Regions from separate parts of the Homo sapiens genome. Here region 1 is linked to region 2. A link is a contact called in ENCODE Hi-C or POLR2A ChIA-PET data. All regions are on one chromosome and are shown on one strand. The core of a region is the stretch at or near the end of the contact, and the rest is flanking DNA. Distances in the headings are between cores, read along the strand shown. Region 1 has its middle 32 kb from the start of PRDM1. Region 2 overlaps ATG5 (autophagy related 5).

What was found. Hi-C counts contacts between places; a loop is a spot of excess contacts on that map. ChIA-PET counts read pairs that join two places held with the same protein, here RNA polymerase II (POLR2A). Pooled maps may share reads with other maps.
Region 1: a map of posterior vena cava shows a loop between it and region 2 (4-fold over the local background). The contact joins two enhancer-like sites. A Hi-C loop is called at or near these places in 3 of 168 maps with a recorded cell type or tissue (GM11168, mammary epithelial cell and posterior vena cava), 2 of 37 single-sample maps with no recorded cell type and 3 of 50 pooled maps. POLR2A ChIA-PET finds 5 or more read pairs at or near these places in 2 of 52 experiments (MCF 10A and activated T-cell).

What each region holds. Positions count from the first base shown.
Region 1 is chr6:106,115,265-106,121,824 of GRCh38, reverse strand. No RefSeq gene overlaps it. Among named protein-coding and RNA genes, the nearest start is that of PRDM1, 32 kb to the right of the region's middle. Within about 2 kb of position 4,189, at least 4 of the 41 ENCODE cell types and tissues checked have a DNase peak (open chromatin) inside an H3K27ac peak, as active enhancers do.
Region 2 is chr6:106,304,887-106,311,972 of GRCh38, reverse strand. ATG5 (autophagy related 5) reads left to right here. Exons shown (of 8, transcript NM_004849.4): 3 at 3,482-3,609. Among named protein-coding and RNA genes, the nearest start is that of ATG5, 17 kb to the left of the region's middle. Within about 2 kb of position 1,797, at least 4 of the 41 ENCODE cell types and tissues checked have a DNase peak (open chromatin) inside an H3K27ac peak, as active enhancers do.

The DNA of each region.
Region 1 (6,560 bases), core at 2,940-5,439, 190 kb after region 2:
AACTCTCATTGATTGGTTGAATGATATTTTTTTGAGACAGAGTCATGCTCTGTTACCCAGGCTGGAGTGCAGTGGTGTGATCTCAGCTCATTGCAACCTCTGTCTCTGGGGTTCAGGTGATTCTCCTGCCTCCGTCTCTTGAGTAGCTGGGACTACGGGTGTGCACCACCATGCCCAGCTAATTTTTGTATTTTTAGTAGAGACGGGGTTTTGTCATGTTGGCCAGGCAGGTCTCGAACTCCTGACCTCAAGTGATCTGCCCACCTCAGCCTCCCAAAGTGTTGGGATTATAGGCGTGAGCCACTGTGCCCAGCCCTCACTGATTTATAATAACTCGTATTTTCATTGTGGGGCATAGTCATGTTCAACAATGATTTTTGTTGTTGAAACTCCGTTCTGGCAATGCTCTTGGGGGCTAGTACAAATATAATAAGTAGAATGTGAGTTTTCTATTAGATATCGGAACTCAAATATTGTCAGTATACACTGCTGTTACTTAAATAACCTTATTAAACCAAAGGTGAATATATGTGAAGGATCCCCAAACACTCATCAAATTAAATGCTACAAAATAAAGGCTGGGTATTAGTATTTCTAATTCAGTGATCCATCTTAGCAGATATTAATAGAACCAATTTATTTAAAAGAGACCAATAACATTAATCAGATTGTACATTGCTCTCTCCTTCATGAAGCAAGTATTTCTTTGAGGTCAAGGTCCTGGTCATATTTGGACCTGGCCTTCAGGCCCAGCTTGGCCCATGTTTGAAGTATAATAGGCAGGTAATAAATGTTCATAGAATGAATGAATGAATCAGTAAAAATGCAGGACTTACCTTTCATGAATACAATGGAAAACCTACAACTTGAGAACAAAAAATGTTAAAAATCTCAGGATTCATGTATTGACTCAACCTATTTGATGAAAGGGATTTAAAAGTAAGAGGGACAGTAGGAAGGATTTTGTAAGCACTTTTTTCTTGTAAGGAATGGGTCAAAAGAACACAAGACTATGGGAATTACGTTTCGTGAATCCTCCACAAACCTACCTTCATAGCTAGTACATAATAAGCTGTAGGTTGCAGAATAGGTTTAAAACCATATTTCTCTTTAAATATCTGTGTATTTTATGGCCTAAGGCTGCTCTGCTGAGGTGGAGTGAGTATTGACCACAGCATATGAAGGTCACAGTCCTCATCACAGTTCCTACGTGTGTGATGTCAAGCAAGTTCCTTAAAGATGTTAACTGTGGATTATTTTGTATGAGCACTGGGTTAAGGTTTTTTCCTGCATTATCTAATTTATTTGACCTCGCAGGGCCTCAGTTTTCTTGTATACGAAATGGAAATAATAAAGTTATCTCGGAGGGTATTTGTGAGGATAAAATGAGACAGTGACCAACAGACCATAGTAACTTATACAGCATAAATCAAATGAGAAGCATTATTTTCATAATTATTGCTGTATTACAGAAATAGCAAAAGCAGTATTTAATGTTCATTTTAACTTTCTGTTTCTTCTACTGGAACAATGAATTTTCAATGAACACTATAGAGAAAAAATAGACATGACTCACGAATCACATGTTCTTTGGAACCTCAATCTCTTGCGCTCTTCATTTATCTCATGAAGGAAATGAACCAAAGAAGGAAAAGTCAAGACAAGGGTGAGAGAAGACAAAAATTGCTTTAAGAAGAGCCCAGCTAATTTCCAGAAAGCTGCTTATTTGCAAATAGTATGGTCAAATTGTTCTATGTGTTTTAAAGGGCCTGTAAGATGACTGGAGTGTGATTTGTAGTCTATTCCTGTATTTTATCTCCCTAGCATTTCTATTCTCTTAGGAGTTTCAGAGTAAGAAGTACATTGTAAAAGCCTGGAAGCTTTGTTTTGGGCGGGACTATGATCTATTGAAAAGCAAACCAACTTCATTCTAGGCCTTGAAGCTTGACAGTGTCATTTACAGAGTGACACAGTCACGCTATAAATGACCAGAGACATTCCAGAGTTCATGACTGTTGTTTAACAACAACACTTCAAGGGTGGCTGCAGGCACGAGGCACAACACGCCCGCCCTAGTGCGGTGAATGTGGGGGAACCACTCCCCACTGGAATGTGGCATTGCTCAAAGGCAGCTGGGCCTTCCTCTCTATCCCCACCGACCTGGACAGACTGGAGGGACGACTCTATTTTCAGGGAATGACAAATTGATTGTGCTGATTGGGTGAGAGTACTTACCTGCCTCCTGCTCTGCTTCCAAGGACAACCTGCGGGGAAGGTTTGTTTTCAAGTGACTTGTATAAGGAAGCATTGCAGAGCAATGAGAACCCAAACACCTTGCTACCAAAGAGGACTTCAGCCAAGCCTTGACTAGACAATTCAGGTTGAGGAGCCTTCTATTCCCCATGTTCCTAAAGCCAACAAGTTACTGGAGGGGACATTCCATTCCACTGACAGAAAGAAGGAGACAAGATGGCAGCTCTAAATTACATGTGCAATAGCCCAGGAGGCTTGTAAACATTTAAGGAGTTGATTGTTATTTTCATTCCTGACTGGTTTGGTGGTGCAAATAACAACTCCATAAATTGCTGAAGCCCAGCCAGAGTGCTGAGGACATGCATTTGTGATCATGACCCATAGTGAGTGATGAATATTCATGGCAGAGTGAATCTGAACTGCTCCTGAAGCAGGTCAGCTGGTGTGTGAACTCAAAACAGGTCTTGGTATGGAAATCAAGTTTGTAGACTTAACCGAAGAAAAGTACTCATGGTTAACAGCACGATCAAGAAATGTCACTACCCAGGAGCTGAGGGGGAGGGGAGCAGGGAGCTGTTGTTCCATGGGTATACAGTTTCAGTTTTGCAAGATGAAAAAGCTCTAGAGATCTGTTGCACAATGTGCCTATAGCTAATACTACCATACACTATCTGCACAGTGATTCCGATGGTAAATGTAGGTTCTATCTTTTATCACAATAAAAAAGAGAATAGAATGTCTCTATAGCATCTACTCTAAAAGAGCTCAAACCGAATATATAGCTGTGTTCCTATTCCCTACTTCTGCTTCCAATCCACCTCCAGGTAATTTCTGTGCCAGGAAGGCAGGTAAAAGCTATTCTCAGGCCACACAGAGGTCACTGTGGCCACTCTTTGGGCTTTCCAGAAACTCGGAGCTCTTGAAGTAAATTGTTTTCTTTTGTTTAATGATCTGTTCCAAGCTTGTCCAACTTGTGACCCGCAGGCCACATGCAGCCCAGGATGGCTTTGAAGGTGCCCAACACAAATTCGTAAACTTTCTTAAAACATTATGATTTTTTTTTTTTGAGACAGAGTCTTGCTCTGTTGCCCAGGCTAGTGTGCAGTGGTGTGATCTCGGCTCACTGCAGACTCTGCCACCCGGGTTCAAGCGATTGTTCTGCCTCAGCCTCCCAAGTAGCTGCGATTACAGGCGCCTGCCACTGCGCCCGGCTAATTTTTGTATTTTTTAGTAGAGATGGGGTTTCACCATCTTGGCCAGGCTGGTCTTGAACTCCTGACATCATGATCCACCCACCTTGGCCCCCCAAAGTGCTGGGATTATAGGCATGAGCCACCACGCCCAGCCAACTTTATGAGATTTTTTTGCGACTATTTTTTAAGCGCGTCAGCTGTCGTTAGTGTTGGTGTATTTTATGTGTGGCCCAGGACAATTCTCCTCCTTCCCTTGTGGCCCAGGGTAGCCAAAAGATTGGAGACCCCTAGCTATTCCCTCAGCAACCCAACATAACCAGGGACATAGTGAATAACCAAAAAGATATACTTTGCCACTCTGAGGATTGGAAAGTCTAGCCGGGGTGGGTATATTGCCTGGGCCAGAAAGGCAAGCTTGATGACCTCTCCTCTCTTCTTCCCTCTCCACCCGGACCCCCTGCTGGCTCCCAACACCTTCTACCCCCATAGGCACCATCCAAAGGGACTTTCCCTCTCTAACCACCAGGGTCTCCAGTGGTGAGCAAAGATGATGACAAAAGACATGATGTGGTTTCTGCTAAGTTAGAAGCACAAGAAGAACTTTCAAACGGCCCTTAGAAGGGAGAAAAACCCAAGTGCGGAAGGAAGTCTGTCAACCTTCAGCTACAGACTTTACCCTGCCTTTTTTTTTTTTTAATCTTGCAGACGTACATGACTCTCTTTAGGAGAAGCCCGCCACGTGCCCAGTGGCCCTCAGCAGAACTCACAGAGAGAAGGGGTTGAAAGTCCCTACTAGCAAAGTTCATTTCCAGCCCATCACCTTGAAATGCTCACGTCTCCGATGTGAACAAGATTCAGATCTGAATTTAAGGGACGCTTCTCTCATTTCTAAGTTATATAGTTAGTTTTAGAAGATTCCTGTCTTCCTTCCTTTTCTTTCTTTTCAGCCAATCCTTTTAAGAGCACATAATTCTTCAGGCTATAGATGAGCTATAATATATTATGTTATTACCCTCCATTTGGAGGAAGGGTTGAAACAGCTGTAATCTATCTAAGATGGGCTGAATGGTTTGCTTTGGATAATGTAATTTTCAGTCTGGAATCCACGTGTAGGTCAAAACTAGAGGAGACAAAAATGACCAATTTGAAGCAATCAGACTATAAATCTTCCAGAGTTTCTGTTGGTTGCAAAAGCTGTTTAACAGGTGGGCATATTGAAAATTTTCAGATAATTCTTAGAGGAATTGTGCCTTGTGGGATTACATTGCCTTGGAACACAAAGGTAGACCTGACTGTTCTTTTTCAGCTTTCATCTCTGCCTCCAGGTACATTGGTTAACTATGCATGGGCAATATTTAAAACAAAGAACATACCTCCTTAAGCTCAGAAGCAACACAGGTTTTTTTGTGTGCACTTGAAGTAGAAAATATGTCCATTTATACATTTCCTTTCCTTTGCAGAAAACACAACCCTCCATGTCTTTAAAGTGGAATGAACTTTAAAGCCGGTTTATCCAAAATAGCATGTGAATTTTTGCAACTGCTCAATGCCCCCCTACCTGAGGATCACGGTGCTCTCTAGGTGCAGTTACCAGGACTCTGAGGCACACTCTGATGGGATAGGGTTAGTTCTGTGCCTCAGTTTCCTCTTTGGAACACTGTTGGCCTGAGGCTGCTGGAGAACTGCTGACGCCTGACACCCACCTTTCTGCTAAAGCACCGGAAATGTCACCTTACTCTGGCACTTCACAGGGGAACTGGCCACCCCCAGAGAGATGGAAACCTTTTAGTAAAGTGGGTATCTGGAATGAGCTCAGCTTTAGAGACAGGAACGGTTCTGTGGAGTTAGAAGTGAGATGGATTCAGAGTAATGGTAGGCCATAGTAAGCCATGATTCTCCAAGACTCCTTATCGCCTCCTTCCTTACTGAAATGTCTGCAGAACTAGTTAAGAGTCAAGCTCCTGACAAGGCAGAAGACAGTCATTTAATGCTGTAAGACTCTGCTGCTTTGGCAAGCTTGCCCTACACACAAACAATGCCAGTGGCTCACTTGGCCCCTGCCCAGCTCAGCAATAGGAGCATTGTCTAATCTGCCAGAGTCAGGAAGCCGGGATGTAGTTTCCAGTTCCAGCATGAACTTGTTAGGTGGCTTGGGCATATTCCTTGACTTTCCATACCTGAATTTTCTTATTTCTGGGATGGAGATACTCAAAGACCAATCTTTTCTACCTCTTTTATGAACAAACTCAAGGAGGAAAGCACGTTGCCTTAAACCTTCCCATCAGCACAAGGCCAGGGACCTCTTGTAGCAACAGCAAGAAAAGATACCAAGATCCGGCCGGGCACAGTGGCTCAGGCCTGTAATCCCAGCACTTTGGGAGGCCGAGGTAGGCGGATCACTAGATCAAGAGGTCGAGACCATCCTGGCCAACATGGTGAAACCCCGTCTCTACTAAAAATACAAAAATTAGCTGGAGGTGGTAGTGGGCGCCTGTAGTCCCAGCCACTCGAGAGGCTGAGGCAGGAGAATTGCTTGAACCCAGGAGGCGGGGTTTGCAGTGAGCCGATATCGTGCCACTGCATTCCAGCCTGGTGACAGAGTGAGATTCCATCTCAAAAAAAAAAAAAAAAAAGATACCAAGATCTGCATGGCCCTTTGAGGAAAACCTCAGCCGCCTTGGCCAGATGTACAGAACTATAGTCTTACCCTGGTTATTAAAAATGAAACAGATTTATCAAAATTGGACCTCGTTCTTTGATTATGCATCCAGCTGTGTGCATGAGTTAACTGCTTTCTGGGTCATCGGGGTCAAATGTTCCCTTGGCCTGGCTTCCCCAACCTTAGAACCCTGGAGGACCACCTGCCTGCCTGCATCTGTCACCGAGAAGAGGGTGTGCTCAGGGAGGGTGAATGCTTACCAATAAAGTGCCCAGGAAGCACTCCCACACAAATTACTGGGAATCTGTGGCCACCCATTTCCCGCCTCTTTTCCGTTGAAGCATATAACCAAAAGCTAGCTGCTTGGGGGCAGTTCTAATATAAAAGTGGGTTTTGCACTTGCAATGAGAAGGACAGCAAGCCTGCAGCTTTGGAAACAGCGTGTGCCATTTGGT
Region 2 (7,086 bases), core at 548-3,047:
TGTAATCCCAGCTACCTGGGAGACTGAGGCAGGAGAATCACTTGAACCTGGGAGGTAGACGTTGCAGTGAGCCGAGATCTTGCCTTTGTACTCCAGCCTGGGTGAGAAGAGTGAAACTCCATCTCAAAAAAAAAAAAAAAGAAGGAGATCAAATTGCACAGTAGTAACCAGTTTCCTGCTTTTAGTTTTCCCTTCTTTCCATTTTCTAGTCTGCAGTTGGAGTGATCTTTTCAAATCACATGTCTGATCTTGTCACTTGCTTGCTTAAAACCTTTGTGGCTTTTCATCATTTTTAGGATCTTTCATTTAGTTTACAAGGTTCTCGATAATCTGGCTCCTGGCTTCCTCAGCACTATTCTGTCTTAACTCTGTACCTTCCTATCATATTCAGCATCTTAGACTTCACTCAAATGTGCCCATCTTTGTTTCTTTGTATTCATTCCATGCCTTTTGTCTTGCAGTGTCCCCTGTTTGGAAAAGGCAGAGGTATCTCCCATACCTACACACACCCAGACTTCCACACTCACCCATGTTCATTTCACTCCTATTTGTCTTTTGACTCTTTGCCTTAAGATACACTTCGTGTCAAGGCCTCCCGTGAAACTCAAGATCAGGTTAAATTCCTTTGCTACTTGCTCTTATAACATTCTTTACTTCCTCCCTGCATTAATCACATTTGTAATTTTGTTTTTTTGTATCTTTTTTGCTGTCTAACCTGTATGCTGTATAAGGGGAAGGACTCTTCTGTCTCTTTCAATGTTGTATCCTCATTGCCTAGTATGATGCTTTACACATTGGAGTGGAACAGAATTCTAGTATGTTTTACTTCTATTTTTGTCCTAGAAAGGTCTCTAATTTTAAAATTGAAAATTGTTGGACAGAATTGGACTTGGCATAAAGAATTAAAATTATGGGCAACTTTTTTGGAAACATAAGTATTCCATATAATTGCATAAAATATGTATTCTTTTAAGCTGTATAGATAAAAATGAATCACTTGTATCAGAGTCATGGAATACTTTATACTAGGGCTAAATGAGGAATAAGAGAATGATAGTTTCCATTGTAGCTGACAGTATTTCCAAATGTGGTTAATCTTATTCAAAGTAAAAGAACTAAAAGAACATTGAAGACATATGTTAAGTGAAATAAACCAGGCACTAAAGGACAAATATTATATGGTTCCACTTAAATAAGGTACCTAGAGTAGTCAAATTCATAGAGATAGAAAGTAAAATGGTGGTTACTGGGAGCTGGGGAAGCAGGGAATGGGGAGCTACTGTTTAATACGTACAGTTTCCATTTAGCATGATGAAAAAGTTCTGGAGATGGATAGTGAATGTATTTAGTATTACTAAACTGTACACTTAAAAATGGTTTAAATGGTAAATTTTATACTAGGTATATTTTACCACATTGAAAAAAAAAGAACTTAAACCAATGAAATACACCTAAGAAAAACAATGAGTAGTATATATAGTCTGCAGGTAAAAGACAAGAAGATGATGTCTTTTCATTGTTGTTTTCATTTTTATTTGTTTAAATATTTCCTAGGTAAATTGTATCTATATGTACTATAGAATAGTCATTCTTAAATCTTAGAGTGATTTCTTAGTGTTTCTATGGATATATTAGTTAAAGATTACTCCCACAGGCCAAACGGAACAGAAAATTGCAGCTACATTTCAGTGTGGATTCTGCCTTAAAAATGAGTATTCTTTTAAAATTACAGTTGTTGGCTCTGCCTCACTTAACCATTGGCATCTCTGACTCATTCAGCAAATATTTATTGTGTGCCTCCTTTAAAGCAGGCACTATTTTGGGCAGTGGAAATGTAGCATTGAACAAAACAGACAAAAATTCCTGTCTTAATTGAGGTTATAGTCTAATGTTCTTTTTTCCTTATTGTAAAAAATATTTTATTTCATAAAAATCATTTGTGAGTTCTTTAGCAATTTTGAGTGAAGCCAAGGCATGTAATACAACACTCTCCAAAATCAGGAGCTGATATATCCATACCCATTAGCTGTGGTGTTTCTTCCCTCCTACTGTCTCCATAAGTTAATATTGTTTTCTACAGAATAGATTACTATGTAATGCCCATTAATCATTTTTAAATTAAAGTTCAAGGTTTGCTAAAAGAGACCTTATTAGACTAATAGATTATACTTACATATTTTTGAAAACAGCTAGTTTGCGACGCTGTTTTGCTTTTTTAAAGAGACTTTAATGTCACATCTGTATTTGTCATTTCTGAAAGACTACACTGAATCTTTTCTCTGCCATTTATTTAAGAATAGCATGATATTGGCAAGTTATTTAAAACAGGGGCGATAATACTTCCTGTGGGGGAAAAACTGCTTTTTCTTATATTAAATAGTAAGAATTCCTTTTTCTTTCTTCACTAATCACAGTTATTTCTTTATAAAAGAATAACTTATATTCTGTTGAATGCATAATACTATTCAGCAGCTTGTTCATAGTATTTAGTTCCTTGTATTCCATACTGGAGCATGCCAACTATCTCCCTCCCATACCCCTGTATTCTGTAGCCCCTAGGATCAATGTCACGTTCTCCTACCTAGTTGGTTGGTACCTATTATCTTGGACTCCCATGATTAAATATAAATTCCTTCAACCAGAATATCTCTTTCTGTATATATTTGTCAGCTTAGTAGTTCTACTTGATTTATTAGTCAAAAGATATCACCTTGAATAAAAAGCATGAAAGATGATGCGGTTATAAAAGCAGCCAAAAGAATAACAAAGCAGTTTTATCAGCAAAAGAAATCAGACACTTAGGAAAGCAAGAAATGGCTAGAGTGTCTACTGCAAAGGAGGAAAACCATAAATTTTTGCCAAGCTCCTTCTTTTATCTACTTGTCGGTTCTTTATATAAATCATAATTGATTTTCCAAAACACTCCTGTTTTATTTTTGGGTACCTTTTCTGGGGAAAAAACACTGACCAGGTTCTTCATACTGTTTTTTTTTGAGGCTTTACCTAGCTCAGCATTCTCTCTCAGCCTTCAAAACATGATGGACTGGTTGAGAAGATTTGATTGATAAGTCAAAGTATACTTTAGAACTTGAGTTGATTATCTTCTTAGAACAGTTTAATTGACTCAGATGAATCATTTTAATTTTTAAGTTAAATTTTATAGAACCAATAAGTATCCTAAATAGTATGACATCTAATTACATTTTTATTTAGTGTTATAGGAAGATTGTAGATAGATTTGTGTTGATCATTCTGGGCATTTATGTGGTAAGCTGTGCTTAAAGTAATGGCCCCATAAGAAATATTAAAACATCTTAACCTTTAACCTTTGATCTTCTATAAAAAGCAGTAGACTTTGTGTGGGATATTCAAAATAATGCAAAGAACACGGCTGTTTTTCCTTAAAATTCAAAAACCTACTTAGTATTTTTTAAAAATAATAACTAGTAAATAAATACGGTTTTACAAATTTTCATTTCAGTTGCTTTTGCCAAGAGTAAGTTATTTGACGTTGGTAACTGACAAAGTGAAAAAGCACTTTCAGAAGGTTATGAGACAAGAAGACATTAGTGAGATATGGTTTGAATATGAAGGCACACCACTGAAATGGTGAGTGAATTTTTCTGCATTATTAAGCATTAAGTATATACTAGCTTTAAAAAGGTATAGTGCCCTGAAACAATTGTAAAAAAAGTCCTGCGAGGATAGAAGTCATTAGTCTAGCTCATACAATATGTGAAGTTTAGACTATTACTAGAATACGTTATTGAAAATATTTCTGCCTTCTGTTTGGATGCATGGATGACTGGACAGATTCATATATTTTTAGCAATAGATTTTTATATGGTACAATAAGAATATATTTGGTTATGGGCTATTTTCAGATATATTTAAAACTCCCTTATGAAAAGTCATCTCTTGACATTATTCAATTTTATTTCTGACACCAAAATATTTATAACATCTTTATATACATGATTACCTTAAGTGGCATTGTTCAAACTGATTGCCATATTTAGTTGACCACTGTGCCAGAAACACATCTTAACTAGGCTTGGTTTAGAGTATTTAAAATATATTGATTTCCTTTTTACGTGAAAAATAAATTTGATGTTTTGCATTTTTAAGAAGGGTATTGAACTGATAAGAACAGATACTACACGAATCCCAGCACTTTGGGAGGCCGAGGCTGGCGGATCACCTGGGGCCAGGAGTTCGAGACCAGCCTGACCAACATGGAGAAACCCCATCTCTACTAAAAATACAAAATTAGTTGGGCGTGGTGGCACATGCCTGTAATCCGGGCTATTTGGGAGGCTGAGGCAGGAGAAATGCTTGAACCTGGGAGGTGGAGGTTGCGGTGAGCTATCACAACATTCCACTCCAGCCTGGGCAATAAGAGTGAAACTCTGTCTCAAAAAAAAAAAAAAAAAAAAAGGGTATTGAAATCAAATCCTAAACCTGTGCTTATCCATGTACTAATGATGTTTTTTGGTGCTTCCTCTGTTATTGGGAGTTTTGTTCATTGTGCTTCCAAAAATATTTAATGAAACTGGAAATTACAGAGAGAAGAATGTAAAAAAAAAATAGTTGAAGGTATGCTGGATGTTAATGTTGAAATGCTATCATTTGGATACAGTTGAATGAAAAAAATACAGGCTAAGACAGATTTAAATGAAACATGAAAAATACAAATTGGTTAAAAATGGACTTGCTCTCTGAATCGGGGAATATTAAAATGAAGAGTTTTTGAAAGAGCTTTAGGACAGATGAAAGGAAGCTACTTAGGTGTTTAATAAATGCAGCTGATGTGAATCAAAGGACTATTTATTAGCAAGGAGAGAAATTTTGGAACTCACCTTGTGCTGATGAGATCCCAAGAATGAGTAGATTTTTCATAATGGATTACAAACATAACAAGGTTGTATTTTGGGTCCCGTCTCTAATCCTTTGAGATGGTTCTGGGAATTTATGACACAGTTGTCTTGTTATAGCATTCTTTCTTTAAATCAAAACAATACTGAGCTTCATGATCATGTATCAGACTCCTCTGATTCTTCTTGTGTAGTTCTAGACCTCACGCAGCATAGATAAGGCAATGCTTCCCATTTCTTTTTATTTCTCAGGAGAATTGGAGATTTTGGAATGGGAAGGCGACTTAAAGGAAGTGTAAACAGAGCAACAATTATTAAATAGAAGAGTAGAATGACAGGATGGACGGGGAAACAGTGTGGGAGAGTAGCAATGGGATGTATGTATGCACTTGACATTTCTAGCTATAGTTATTTACATTGTATTGCATTATATGTATTACAGATTATCTCAGAATTTTGTGTGACTAGCGGGGCTTTTCAGTTTTATTGTAAAGCAGGATTTCTCAATAGGGTCACTACTGACATTTTGAATTTGATAATTCTTTGTTGTGGTGGGCTACCCTGTACATTATAGGATGTTTAACAGCAGCTCTGGCCTCTTCCTACAAGTGCCAGTAGCACTTCCTCCAGTCTTGATTATCAAAAATGTTGCCAGATGTCCCTGAATGGAGGCAGAACCGCCCCCAGTTGAGGAACTCTGGAAAATTTGGGAAACCTCAATTTAGCTTGTAAAGTAAGTGATTGCTAAGTCATCATCTTTCAGCTGCTGTTTTATGCTGTCCCTCATGGTGGTTATTCTTGTATTCAATATGGCTTATATTTTATAGGTTTATGGGTAAATAGTGTTTGGACCCATTTCTCCTTGTCACTGCAAAACAATGATTTTGGCTTAAATATTATTATACCATGTTCTTACTTTGTCAGTATTTATCCCTTTGGAAAGTCTTTTATTAAAGAGTGGAGTTCTTTTCCCTTTTAGAGAGCTTATGTGAAAGTAATTATATTCAAGTATCTTTATGGTAGTTTTGGGGGTGTTAACTTTTTATGTGTTATATCACTTCCACAGTTATGTCATGCTGTAAGCTCATTGTAGCTATATGACTTTTGATGCATCTTTTCCTTTAGTGTTTTTAAGTACTCCATATATATGAGGCGTGAATAACTTCCAGAGCCATAAATGTAATCCAGGGCCTCTGGGCTTAGTCTTGATCTTTTCTCTCTTTGCTTCCAGTAATAGCAGTTTTCTCTCATGTTAAAAAATGTATCTTCCTGGAAATAGGCTATCAATATAAGAATATCTGGCATTTAAGTAGTGGGCTTCGCAAAATAGGATAGTTCTGTGAATTTCCATCAGTGGAGGAAAGCAGCTACCACTGAAGTGTTGGAAGACTTGGACTTTTGAGACCATACAAGTGTCTTAAGGATAGAGAAGCATTTATTTGAGTTGAATAATAACGTCCTTCCTATATTTATTCTTCGGAGTTTTAAATAAGTTCAGGTAGGAAAGGAAATTAGTCGCCAGTTGAGACAACTCATAAGTGAGGGAAGAAAGAACAGAAATTGATGTTTCTTCTCTCTTTATAACCTTGTCACTGATTCTGTCCCTGAATTCAATTAAGTTTGTCTTTTCATAAGGTGACAGTTCTCAATGACAAGAAAAAAAAACTAAAGTCCTTGACAAATCATGACTTTCATCATACTCAGTTGGGAAAAATATGACTTTATTTTCCTGTTGGTAGGACATAGATGAAGAGTACCGGGGGCTTTGTTTTTTAAACAAATGCTTGGTTTTAAAGATTTTTTAAAGAAATAGTACATATAGTAAAGTTAGTTATAGATAATAGCAGAATGGAGTATTCTTAAAACAAATTATTTTTCCTTTACTGTTAATTCTTTCTTACTATTCTTTGTTCATCTACTTGGCTAGCAGACTCTGTGTGAGAAGGGAAAAATAATCCCAAGCATATAATTAATGTGGAATAAAATTCATCTTTTTTTTTTTTTTTTGAGACGGAGTTTTGCTCTTGTCGCCCAGGCTGGAGTGCAATGGCATGATTTCGGCTCACTGCAACCTCCACCTCCCGGGTTCAAGTGATTCTCCTGCCTCAGCCTCCTGAGTAGCTGGAATTGCAGGCTTCCGCCACCACGCCAGCTAATTTTTGTATTTGTAGTAGAGACAGGGTTTCACCATATTGGCCAGGCTGGTCTTGAA